3 separate regions of the Homo sapiens genome follow, and all the other regions are linked to region 2. Evidence: chromatin contacts called from ENCODE Hi-C or POLR2A ChIA-PET data. All regions are on one chromosome and are shown on one strand. Each heading gives the region's core, a stretch centred on a gene start or an enhancer-like site at or near the end of the contact. The rest is flanking DNA. Distances are from core to core; before and after follow the strand shown.

Region 1 (4,057 bases), core at 715-3,214, 2.5 Mb after region 2:
TTTGTTCATCTGAGAAAATGAGCCACCATCTAATGAGGTGGTTATTGTTTTTCTGATAGACTAATATACTAGGCTCATAGACCTAAAGCACTTATAACAGCACCTGGCATACAGCAAGCACTCAATATATGTCGGCTACTTCTCATTTCCCTCACAGCACCCTCGTGAGGAAAATAAAACCCCACAATTAGGTGAACAGTGTTTTCCACTTACAGAGGAGGCATTTTACAAAGACAGGTAATTCACTTGCTCAGAGATACAGAAAGTGACAGAGGTAAGTAAATGCCATTCTTTCTCCACCGTGCAAGGCTGGCCGTGTTACTTACGCCGTTACCAGCTAAGGCCTACCGCAAAATAAAAAAGTCACAAACCTCTCAGTGAGTGACACTTCCTCAAGGAAGTCAGACTGTACTAAAAGGAAATCAGATTGTGCTAATCTTGACGTCTCATCTCAACTAAAAAAAAAAGGTATTGTTTTCCCAGGTACACAATGCCGAAGAAAACCACTGCCAAGTCTTAAAAGCAACCATCTCCCAGTGGGTTCGGTAGACCCCGGTCCTTCCCAAAGCAAGCCATAAGGGAACTCACATAGAGAAGGGGGAAAGAGAAAGGGAGGAGATTGATGGGTAAAAAGACCCACGACAGAACTTCAAAACAAAAAAATGTACACACGTATTTTGTCCCAGAGGCATCTGCTATGATTTATTAAACTGAAGCCAATAGCGCCCATTCTTAATGAATGAGCTGGCGTAGCTCCAATACACACACGGCACTGACACACAGGCTCAAGGCCTGCAGGGGCCTTTTTTCCCTCTGGGAGACACCTGACAGATCGCAGGTTGATCTTAAACAACTGGAAGCAAGATGTCAACGAGCAGATAAGATGGGCTTGCTCTTTTTTTCCATTCCAGGGATCCAATTTTTAGGAACTGTTGTATACGAGACATTAACCCGGGAGGTCAGGAAGCCTGATTTCCAGGCCTAAGATGTGCCAGGCGTCTCCCTCCGGGGGCGGGCTCCGCAAGCCGCCGGGCTGGTTGCTCGTCCGCCCGCCCCTCCCTCGCCCCTTCGGCATCCTCGGGAGGCCGGCGGCGGGAACAGGGCTGCCCCGGGCCACCTGCCATCTCCTCCGCCACCCTTCCAACAGTTGCTTCAGACTCAGGAGAGAGGCCGCCCTGGCCCCAGGAGCATGCTGTCAGCTCATTTCTCGACTCGCCGCCCTGCCCAAAGGCGGCTGCAGGAGGGCGCGCGGCGGCGTGGGTGGCAGCGGCGGGAAGCTGCCCGCCAGGACCCCTGGCCGAGCCGGCTCCCGCGGATCGCGCGCCGCAGCCGGAGGCGTGAGGCCCGGGCGACCCGTACCCCGGCCCGGGACCCCAGCCCCGCTGCCCCGCCGCCCCGGCCGACTCGGACGCCCGCCGCCGCCCACTCACCGCCGCACTCGGCAGAGTACTGGTCCCCCCAGTCCCCGGACTGCGGGCTGCAGCCGCCGCCGCCCGCCGGGGCCTCCTGCTGCTGCCGGTGCTGCAGCTCCTGCTTGAGCAGGGAGAGCGGCGAGTAGTGCTCGGTGGCCAGGGCGCCTGGCCGCAGCCCGGCGGACAGGACCCCCAGCAGCAGCAGCAGCAGGACACGCCGGGCGGCGCCCGCGGCGGCCACAGCGCCGCCCCAGAAGCAGCAGCAGCAGCAGCAGCCGGCAGGTGCCATCTTCCCTCAAGGCGCATGCGCGACAGCCCTTGCCCGGCTCTCAGGCCTCCCCGCCTCTAACCTACGGCGGGCAGGTGGACCGTGGCAAGGGGGCGGGACAAGGGGAGAAGCATTGTGTGCTGGGAATGGTAGTCCCAGCTCGGCCAGCCCGGGGCCGCCTTGCCGGTGCCGGGACTACGAATCCCAATAAGCCCGCGCGGCGCAAGTCTTCCGGTCTGGCGTCTGACGTCTTACCCTCCACAGAATCGGAAGTTCTGGACTGCAGTTGAGTGGAAATGGGCAACGGCGGGCGGAGCGGCCTGCAGCAGGGGAAGGGGAACGTGGATGGGGTGGCAGCGACTCCTACTGCTGCCTCGGCCTCCTGCCAGTACAGGTGCATCGAATGCAACCAGGAGGCCAAAGAGTTGTACCGAGACTATAACCACGGTGTGCTGAAGATAACCATCTGTGTGAGTTGTCAGGTGTGGGGTGCCCTTGAGAAGAAAATGGCGCGGCGGGATTTGGGGACCGCGAGGAGCAGGGTCCTCTGATACAGTCTTTAGTTCGGTAGTTGACATTCCCGCCCGGGATCTTTGCATGAATATCTGTACTGATAGAGAACTCAGCTACCCGACAGCGCTTTTCTCATACTGGGGCATATTTGGGTGATATGACCTAAGCCGGCGAACGGACCGGACCGACAGACAGAGGTAGATGTGGGCATTTTGCAGAGAAATTTAAAGATCAATTAGGTTGACATTTTGGTTCATGCCAAAGCTACTTCCTTCTAGCTCTTCTCCCTTTGACAGAGAGATGGTACCATCCTTACCCTCCACAACCCATGTTGAATTCACCTACGATGCTTTTTAAAGGTTTCATCAATTGTCGTTATTGGATGTCTACGGTGTACAAAGCACTATGCTAGACGTTGGTGGTACAAAACCCAAAAGTGAGGAAGTAAAAATTCTCATTTCAAGGTGTTCGTAGAATACCTTGAACTTTCTGATGATTTTCCATCTCAGAGTTAAGGCCCGAATCCCTGAACTGGCTTATAAGGCCCTATGGAGTCTCCTGCTACTCTTTCCCTTCTTTATTTTACGGCAGAGAGAATAATCTTATGTTTAAAGAGTCTACAAAGTTGGAGGTTCTTTGGGGGTATTAATTAGCAAAGAACCTGTCACAGAATAGACAGTACATTTTTGTCCCATTTCAGATCTTGTGATTTTCTAATCTCTTTAGTAAATTATGGTCTGTAGTAATATACAAGAGAATTGACAAACTGAGTGTATACCTGTATAATCTGCCAACCACATAACGTTCTGATGCATACAACCTCAATTTCCTGTTCCTCTCTCAAGTACTTTCCCTCTTTTGTCAAAATGTCAACCCTTGTTAAATCCAACATATTGCCTGGTCTTGTCCCTGTACCCATGCAGCAGTACGTTGCTGGGGAAAAACAAATTTGTGACGATTAACCTCATATAGGCCTTTCATGATTTCTGGCAATCTTATTTCGGTTTTTTTTTTCTTTCTTTCTTTCTTTTTGAGATAGAGTTTCCCTCTGTCACCCAGGCTGGAGTGCAGTGGGGCACTCTCAGCTCACTAAAACCTCTGCCTCCCAAGTTCAAGCAATTCTCCTGCCTCAGCCTCCCAAGTAGCTGGGATTACAGGCCTGCACCACCACGCCGGGCTAATTTTTGTATTTTTAGTAGAGACCAGGTTTCACCATGTTGACCAGGCTGGTCTTGAACTGACCTCAAATGATCCACCCACCTCGGCCTCCCAAAGTGCTGGGGTTACAGGCATGAGCCACTGCGAAAACAGAAGAGAACTTCCACCAGGTTTGCAACAACATAAACCCAATACTAGCATTTGTTATTTCTTTACTGTACTGTCTTCTTCTGCCTTCTGCTGGATCATTCCCACCAGCATGCATACTGTTACTTCTTCCATCAAAAAAAAAAAAAAAACCAACACCACCAACAAAATACACTTGCTGCCACTTCCCCCTTTAGCTTCTGCTCTTTTTCTTCTTAATTAGAAAGCAGACCTTCTAAGATATGTTTGTACTGTCTATTTCCTTTCCTAGTTTCTCTTGAACCTGCTTTAGTCACATTCCCACCCGCATTTCATTAGAAACTGTTCTTGTTAAGATCACCACTTCCACTTTGCTAAATCCAGTAGTCGATTCTCAGTTAATGATCAGCAGCATTTTACCTCATTACTTCCTCCTCCTTGAAATGCTGTGTGCGCTTCCCAGGATTCAGTGCTCTTCTTATTGTCTTCTTACTTCACTGGCTGTTACCCCTCAATCTCCTTTCTGCTTTTGCTTCACCTCCCTTACCTCTTAATCATGGTGTATTCCAACGCATAGTCA
Region 2 (4,190 bases), core at 1,691-4,190:
AAAAAAATAGCTCGGCATGGTGGCAGGCACCTGTAATCCCAGCTACTTGGGAGGCTGAGGCAGAAGAATCACTTGAACCCGGTAGGCAGAAGTTCCAGTGAGCCGAGATCACGCCACTGCACTCCAGCCTGGGACACAGGGCATGGCTTTGTCTTAAAAAAATAAAAAATAAGAAAAGAGTCTAATGAGTTTTCTCTTACCAAAGCAGGCAGCACTGGATAATTTACTACATTTCTGAATCAGATAACCCGATAAAGAACCAGATCTTAGACCAGAGCTGTCCAGTGCAACTTTCTGTGATGCTGGAAACATTCTGTATCTGTGCTAACATGGCATCCACTGGCTACATGTGGTTAGGGTGACTGAGGAACTACATCTTTGTATTAAATTTTAATTATCTGAAAATTAAATAGCTTGTGTGGCTCGTTACTGTCTGTGAAACACCATAGCCTCAGAGATAACAAATGCAGTGCTACCCCAAAGTAGCCCTCCCACCACGCTGCCTCCCCCTTCACCCCATTTGAGCACCTTTTACAAAATCTGGAAATCCATGGTGATAGTTGAAACACCTAAGTCCCCAGACCCTGCAAAAACCTTAAATACCACTAAAGGGTATTTGAAGAGATAGAGTGACCTACATAGATATAAATACATAAAGATAAATTTCAACTGAAAATGAAGGCTTTCACAAGAAAAATAATGAAAAGATCTCTGGAAGGCTACACCCTCTCCTGGCCAGTCCTTGCAGTTTTGTTTTACTGAAATGGTGCCCACTCGTGATACACACTGTGAATATTGTGCTGTTTAGATCCACACTGTTGGAGCAGCTGCTTACCAATTTTTGGTTCAAATAGTTTCATAGCACTGGGATATTTTCTAAAGACATGCAGATTTGTGGTTAGCTGGTGTCCAGGAAGCCCTGACTTGAGTAGACCCAATTTTAGTAGGGTAAATATAAATTATATAATATTCCTGAATAATTTTACTGGCCTGTATTTATTATTACAATAAATACTTAATAATTGCTAATTACCCTGATCTGATAATAAATGTATTCAAAGTATCACTATGTACCCCATATAATATGCAATTGTTAGGTGTCAATTAACTAAATACTAGCACTTTGGGGATTAAAGAAAAAATAAAAACAAAGTAGGAATTATCCATATTTTGAGAAATAGATTAATGAAAACTGTACAGATAACAACAGAAGAATAACACTTTCTGAGCTCTGATTTTGTGGCAAACATTTTTTAAGGGATTATCGTGGATTAAATCAATGAACCTCTCTCCTCCAGGATTTAGGGGCTATTAACACAGCCATTTCAGTTAATTTGCCTGGAGGTCTCCGACGCTCTTAAACCCTCCATTTTATAAGGAAAAATGTAGTTACAAACCGTTATTTTCCTAAAGTCCACATGTATCATCATTCATCTGGTTCTAACAATACTCATTTTAAATTTGCTTAACTCGCAAATTTAGTTTTCCTTTTCAAAAACAGTGTACAAATTATTTTGTTCTCCAATTTTAGCAATCAATTTAAGGGGATCTTTGATTAATGTTTGACCAACCCGAATTAAACAAACTAAATTCCTTTAAATAATTATCCTATTCCAAATTAAGTCTTCTTAAAAGGTTTATACCTTTCAGCATCTACTAATCTGGTTCCTTTTAAGTACTGAAACTTTCCTCATGACCTTTAGAATTCCCAGCCAAATAAATTAAATCTTAACACTGGTGGAGCTCACATTGTTAAAACTTAGCAATTTAAATAGAAATCCATAGACTTACTCTTCAGAATTAAAGTGCAAACTACTTAGAGATCATAAATACTTTTAATATCAGATAAATCATTAAGAAATTGCATTCTGTACTTGATGACCACACGGGAACCTTGCTAGAGTCAAGAGAACTTGTCACTAGTAATTATGAAGACACCTTTACGGTGAGCGTTATTAAAACCCTACTAGAGGTTTTGGGTGGGACTCAAGAGCAAGGGGTGGCCACCTGTGGACGAGGGTTCCCTGTTGTTAACAGAACACGTTGCCCACCTCGCAAGTATGCAGCCCAATCAGTCCCCAGGGTCTCGGTTCCCGTTGCGCCCTTCCCCATGGCCACTGCGCTCATTCATGAGCCTAGGGTGATCAGGCCTCCGGCCTATAAAGAACTGCAGGATCAGTGCGGCTCTTTTCTCGAGATAGTAGGTGGCTCTGAAAAGAGCCTTTATGTCCATCAAAGGGGCCCCGGGGGCGGCGGGCGGCCTCACTTGCCCTTGGCCTTGTGGTGGCTCTCCGTCTTCTTGGGCAGCAGTACGGCCTGGATGTTGGGCAGGACGCCACCCTGCGCGATGGTCACGCGGCCCAGCAGCTTGTTGAGCTCCTCGTCGTTGCGGATGGCCAGCTGCAGGTGGCGCGGGATGATGCGCGTCTTCTTGTTGTCGCGCGCCGCGTTGCCGGCAAGCTCCAGGATCTCGGCAGTCAAGTACTCGAGCACCGCGGCCAGATAGACCGGGGCGCCGGCGCCCACGCGCTCCGAATAGTTGCCCTTGCGGAGCAACCGGTGCACGCGGCCCACGGGGAACTGCAGCCCCGCGCGCGACGAGCGCGACTTAGCCTTGGCGCGCGCCTTGCCACCCTGCTTACCACGACCGGACATTTCCGAGTCAAGGAAAAAAGACAACGGCAACCGAAAAGCGAGACTAAAAACAAGAGGGCAGTGAAGGCCAGCGAGCCCTTATGTATGGTACAGAGGTAGGCTAGACCGCGGCGTTCGATTGGATGGCTATGGTAGCCAATCAGAAAAAGAACCTGGCACTCCTAATTTGCGTATTCCTTTCCCAGCGATGACGTAGAACAACGTTTGATCCAATCAGAAGTGAGCAAATCCTGAGCCTTCATTTGAATACAAAACGTACAAATAGAGTTACTCCGAGCGCCGCGCGTTTCTGTTTGGAGAGACTCAGCCATCATGCCAGACCCGTCCAAATCGGCTCCTGCGCCCAAGAAGGGTTCTAAAAAGGCTGTCACCAAGGCACAGAAGAAGGACGGCAAGAAGCGCAAGCGCGGCCGCAAGGAGAGCTATTCTATCTACGTGTACAAGGTGCTGAAGCAGGTGCACCCCGACACCGGCATCTCGTCCAAGGCCATGGGCATCATGAACTCCTTCGTCAATGACATCTTCGAGCGCATCGCCAGCGAGGCCTCCCGCCTGGCACACTACAACAAGCGCTCCACCATCACGTCCCGCGAAGTGCAGACGGCCGTTCGCCTGCTGCTGCCCGGCGAGCTGGCCAAGCACGCCGTGTCCGAGGGCACCAAGGCTGTCACCAAGTACACCAGCTCCAAGTGAGGCGTTCCTCGGCGTCCTGAACCCAAAGGCTCTTTTCAGAGCCACCCACACGATCAAGAAAGGGTTTCGAACACGGTGAAGGGTTATGTAACCTAATGTGTCTCCATGCACCCTAGCGGTTGCCGGGTGCGGCCGAATCTGAGCCGTGTGTGTGTGTGTGTGTGTGTGTGTGTGCGCGCGCGCGCCGGCACAGAACGAGAAAAACTGCTCGTTACAGAAATCGGGGTAGAAACTGCTCAGGTGATGTAGCTCAGTAATGTTGGGAGGCGATCAAGGACCCCCTCTCCATCCCCTCCCTCCGCGCAGAGCTATTAACTCACGACGAGATTTCTTTTTTTTTTCTTTCTTTCTTTTTTTTTTTTTTTTTTTCTAGAAGAAGTCTCGCTCTGTCTCTAGGCTGGCGTGCAGTGGCGCAATCTGGGCTCACTGCAACCTCCGCCTCCTGGGTTCAAGCGATTCTCCTGCCTCAGCCTTACGAGTAGCTGGGATTACAGGCACGCCCCACCACGCCTGGCTAATTTTTTGTATTTTTAGTAGAGACGGGGTTTCACCATGTTGGCCAGGATAGTCTCGATCTTCTGACCTGGTGATCCATCCGCCTCTGCCTCCCAAAGTGCTGGGATTACAGGCGTGAACCACCGCACCTGGCCCCAAATGTCTTTTATAAGCAAGTGGTGCATTCCTGGATGTTGAGCGCTTGCGCCCGGTTCAGGACCGGGTCCAAATGAGGTTGGCGTGCGCCGTGCAGGTGAGGAGTGCGGGTCACCTCCCCCCAAAAGACCCTGTGCCAACCTCCCCAACCCTACCCGCCCCCCATGGGCGAGGCCAGACGTGGCGCAAGA
Region 3 (3,902 bases), core at 575-3,074, 2.7 Mb before region 2:
CAGCCTCACCAGGGACTATTGCTACTCTAAAATGTTAAACCCCAATATCCAATCTGACTAAAACTTATTTCCTGCTATATTGAATTCAGATTTCCTTTAATCCTGGTTCCTTAACTTCTCTCTTTTGACTCAATTAATTACCAGCTATCTAGCATGGATCCCATAATTTATCATTTCAATCATTCTCTTGCCAGTACCACCTACAACATTCTTGACCCTTTGTTCTTCTTCCTCATGTACCCTATAAATCCCTAATATCTGTCTTTTCCAGTCCAAAATCCAAGCTTCTGGGTGTTGCTGGAGACAGACCCTAATTGGGGCTATTCCCAGATATGATCTCCAGTTTCAGCTTTTTACTCTACTTGACATATTGCTTTTGAGTTTCTTTTTTTGTTGTTGTTGTTGTTGTTGTTTTAGAGACAGAGTCTTGCTCTGTTGCCCAGGCTGGAGTGCAGTGATATGCGATCTTGGCTCACTACATCCTCCATCTCCTGGGTTCAAGAGATTCTCCTACCTCAGCCTCCCGAGTAGAGTAGCTGGGATTACAGGCACCCACGACCAAGCCCAACTAATTTTTTTATTTTTAGTAGAGATGGGGTTTCACGATGTTGACCAGGGTGGTCTTGAACTCCTGACTTCAAGTGATCTGCCCACCTCAGCCTCCCAGAGTGCTGGGATTGCAGGTGTGCACCACCGCTTCCCACCTGTTTTTTTCTAATAGGCTTCCTTATTCATTTCTCACAATGGCTTTTCCAAACCTTCTCCTCAAGGATCCAAACCCATCCTTGCTTCCTCAAAGATCCAAAACCACCCTTCCTATTTACGAAGGTGGTCTCCTGTCTTAGGTGACAAGAAAATGTACCTTCTTGCCCTCGTATCTACATGCTCACCTATACCCTCACCCGACTTTTCCCTCCTCCTCACCCCATCAAAGGCAATAATGCACCTGTTTTTATTCATCTGGGCCTTTGGTCTTCCCCTTCATATTTCCCGAGACCTCGCTTTCTTCTTTCTCTTGTATTTTTTATTTTTCTATCTCTTATGTGTCCTTCTCTAAAAGTTATAAACATGCACAAAATCTTTCCATCTCAAAATATAATACCCTTTACCTGGTGTCCCCTGCAGGCCATCTTCTTTATTTATTTACTTTTGCGCCAGCGTCTTCCTCTGAAGCCCAGGCTGGGTGCGTAGCGCGATCATGGCTCACTGCAGCCTCGGACTCCCGGGCTCAAGCGATCCTCCTGCTTGGAGGATCAGATTTTTTATCCTTGCAGAAGTGATAATATGGCTTCTTCCTCATCTCCTAAACACCAGTCATCTGACATACACTGCAGATCTAAAATGGGCCTACGTGTTCTGCCCTTCCTTGCCTACCTGTTGAGCTTGCACCGCTTCTGTGAGTCTCCCCCCACCCACAAGAGATCCTTCTTCCTTCGCGCTCCACTAACCCGACATAAATGTTTATCATATAAAGTTTTCCGTTGCACTCTTGTGTTTATGTCTCCTGGCTTCTTCACCAAGCTGTGTGACAGCTGGGCCCTGTCGCCTCCTTCCTCGTATATGCAGCGACTATCGCAGAGCCGCTTAATCTTTGTTGAAGGCAGCTGCGGTTCAGCCCTGAGGGCCACGGGACGGACGCCACTCATTCAGCCCTACCGGGGGCGCTGTGGCAGCCGGCATTGGTTGCCGTGCCCTCCGCTTGTCTCGCTCAGCTCTCGAGCCACACGCCCTGGGCTCCGCCCACTCCCTGACAACATCCCTCCTGCCCATTGGGCGAGCATGGACGGGGCTGTCCAATGGAGCGAGGCGTTGGTGCGAGGAGGCGCCGCCATCTTGGGGCTGCTGGGACTCGCGTCGGTTGGCGACTCCCGGACGTAGGTAGTTTGTTGGGCCGGGTTCTGAGGCCTTGCTTCTCTTTACTTTTCCACTCTAGGCCACGATGCCGCAGTACCAGACCTGGGAGGAGTTCAGCCGCGCTGCCGAGAAGCTTTACCTCGCTGACCCTATGAAGGTAAATCGCTGGCGGGGCCGCTGCTTTGGGCCCCAGCCCAGGATGTCTTCCCGCCATCCACTCGGCCCCTGGAGCTTCCCCAGCGCTCCCAGGAGGTGCTGGGAATGAACACAAATGGACCCTGCCAAGTTAATGTTCTGCTCTCTCGTCCCCTTCTTCCCTGATCTAGCGGCCCAGTGAGGCCCTGAAGCTGGCAACAGCCAGGTTCATCTCAGCCCTAAACATTTCTGCAATCGATCTTCCCGCCCCAGTCCCTCAGCTTCCTTTATGGCTTCGGTTGTTTTACGAGTCCCTGAAGCCAGGGCTCCTCCCCCTGCAGCTTCCTGTCCTTTGTCTTGGTTCACTTTTCCTGTACCGCCTAGGCGGTAAGGGTACCTCATGTATATAAAACTGATGATGTTTTTTCTACTACCGCTCAGACATTCTTGAAAGATTCCAATTTGGAAGCATCTGTACCCCCCAGAATATTGGTTCTTAGTATTTTGGGAGTCACAGGCTTTGGGACCATAAGAATAATATTTGCACCTTTCCTCAGAAAAATGGTATAAGTAAATGTATAAGTAAATGTTTGCAAACAATTTTAAGGGATTCATGGACCTCTGAAATACATTCTTAGCCCCCACAAAAATTATAATGGAGGTGGATGTCAGAGGTTAGCTCATTATTAAAAAGCAAAGGAGTCCAAGTGATGGGAGTTTAGCATTCGGGTCTTACTTTTCGTCTCTTGAGGTTTTGGTTATTTTATTGTCATGTCTAAGAATTATTTGAAGCATCTTCGTGTTAATTAAAAGTTCTGCTTCTTTTTAGAACTCAGCATATTGAAGGGATTTTATACTGAAAACCTCAGACCTGGTTATGTATGATGCTTCTTTTGTTTTGTGTTTGTTGTAACTCAGTTATCTCTTTTATGCTGCATTCATTTCCCACTCTCGTGTTACTGACCCCAAGTTAAATTAGGTTCTGTGGGAGACACAAAGGTGAATGAGATTCCGTTCAACCCTTAAGGAGCTGGTATTATTGGAGGGTATTATAGATCCAGTGTATTGTGACTGTATCCCTCGGAGAAGAAAGAAAATTAAAAGCAGATAAAATCTCGGAAAACCGGGGCTCAGGATCTTTTTTTTTTTTTTTCAATAGTTTTATTTTTTTTGAGACGAAATCTCGCACTGTCGCCCGGACTGGAGTGCAATGGCTCAATCTCAGCTCGCTGCAACCTCCACTTCCTGGGTTCAAACGGTTCTCCTGCCTCAGCTTCCCGAGTAGCTAGGTTTACAGGCGCCTGCCACCACACCTGGCTAATTTTTTGTATTTTTAATAGAGGCGGGGTTTCACCATCTTGGCCAGGCTGGTCTGGAACTCCTGACCTCGTGATCCACCCGCGTTGGCCTCCCAAAGTGTTGGGATTACAGGTGTGAGCCACTGCGCCCAGCCCAGGGCTCAGGATTTACTGTGTGAAACTATTGATGATCATTAAGTAATATGAATTATGTTTTAAGTGTATGCAGTGAGCTGGTAACCTGTAACTCCAATGCCACATACAGTTTATAGTGCATATAAGTTTAAAGTGTGCAGCAAGAAATGTTGATAATTATGATTAAAAATAGTATTAGACCCACAGAAAGACCTAGCTAAGTAACAAGCTGTAAAACATACTTCTATTTTTTACAATAAAATGATACAATAATAAATGATGGAAATTGTATTTTTTAAATTGAGTAATTTGTTTATAACACTGGTGACTTCTGGTTGCTTCATTTGGTTAGCTTCCCTTGTTGGCAGGGTCATTTGTTTCTTCATTCAGACAATGCTACTCTGAGACCACACAGGACTTTTATCCAGAAGTACCCACAGTATAAACTAAAAATACTTGAGACAACAGTAAAGAATATAT

The links. A loop is a pair of places that touch in the nucleus more often than their neighbours do. ChIA-PET counts read pairs that join two places held with the same protein, here RNA polymerase II (POLR2A). Pooled maps may share reads with other maps.
Region 1: a map of CD8-positive, alpha-beta T cell shows a loop between it and region 2 (21-fold over the local background). The contact joins the promoter of ARV1 here to the promoter of H2BC26 in region 2. A Hi-C loop is called at or near these places in 1 of 168 maps with a recorded cell type or tissue (CD8-positive, alpha-beta T cell) and 8 of 50 pooled maps. POLR2A ChIA-PET finds 5 or more read pairs at or near these places in 1 of 52 experiments (naive thymus-derived CD8-positive, alpha-beta T cell).
Region 3: a map of naive thymus-derived CD4-positive, alpha-beta T cell shows a loop between it and region 2 (8-fold over the local background). The contact joins the promoter of SRP9 here to the promoter of H2BC26 in region 2. A Hi-C loop is called at or near these places in 1 of 168 maps with a recorded cell type or tissue (naive thymus-derived CD4-positive, alpha-beta T cell) and 5 of 50 pooled maps. POLR2A ChIA-PET finds 5 or more read pairs at or near these places in 1 of 52 experiments (activated T-cell).

Annotation. Positions count from the first base shown.
Region 1 is chr1:230,977,130-230,981,186 of GRCh38, forward strand. It overlaps ARV1 (ARV1 fatty acid homeostasis modulator), which reads left to right and starts at 1,965. Exons shown (of 6, transcript NM_022786.3): 1 at 1,965-2,150. The coding sequence starts at 1,977. TTC13 (tetratricopeptide repeat domain 13) reads right to left here and starts at 1,732. Exons shown (of 23, transcript NM_024525.5): 1 at 1,431-1,732. The coding sequence starts at 1,701. RefSeq lists silencers at 1,047-1,336, 1,357-1,616 and an enhancer at 1,897-2,196.
Region 2 is chr1:228,455,163-228,459,352 of GRCh38, forward strand. H2BC26 (H2B clustered histone 26) reads left to right here and starts at 2,941. Exons shown (of 1, transcript NM_175055.3): 1 at 2,941-3,396. The coding sequence starts at 2,968. The coding sequence ends at 3,348. It overlaps H2AC25 (H2A clustered histone 25), which reads right to left and starts at 2,711. Exons shown (of 1, transcript NM_033445.3): 1 at 2,202-2,711. The coding sequence starts at 2,655. The coding sequence ends at 2,263. RefSeq lists enhancers at 2,834-3,420, 3,421-4,006, 4,088-4,137.
Region 3 is chr1:225,776,002-225,779,903 of GRCh38, forward strand. It overlaps SRP9 (signal recognition particle 9), which reads left to right and starts at 1,825. Exons shown (of 3, transcript NM_003133.6): 1 at 1,825-2,011. The coding sequence starts at 1,940. RefSeq lists enhancers at 818-1,578, 1,325-1,544, 1,795-2,164.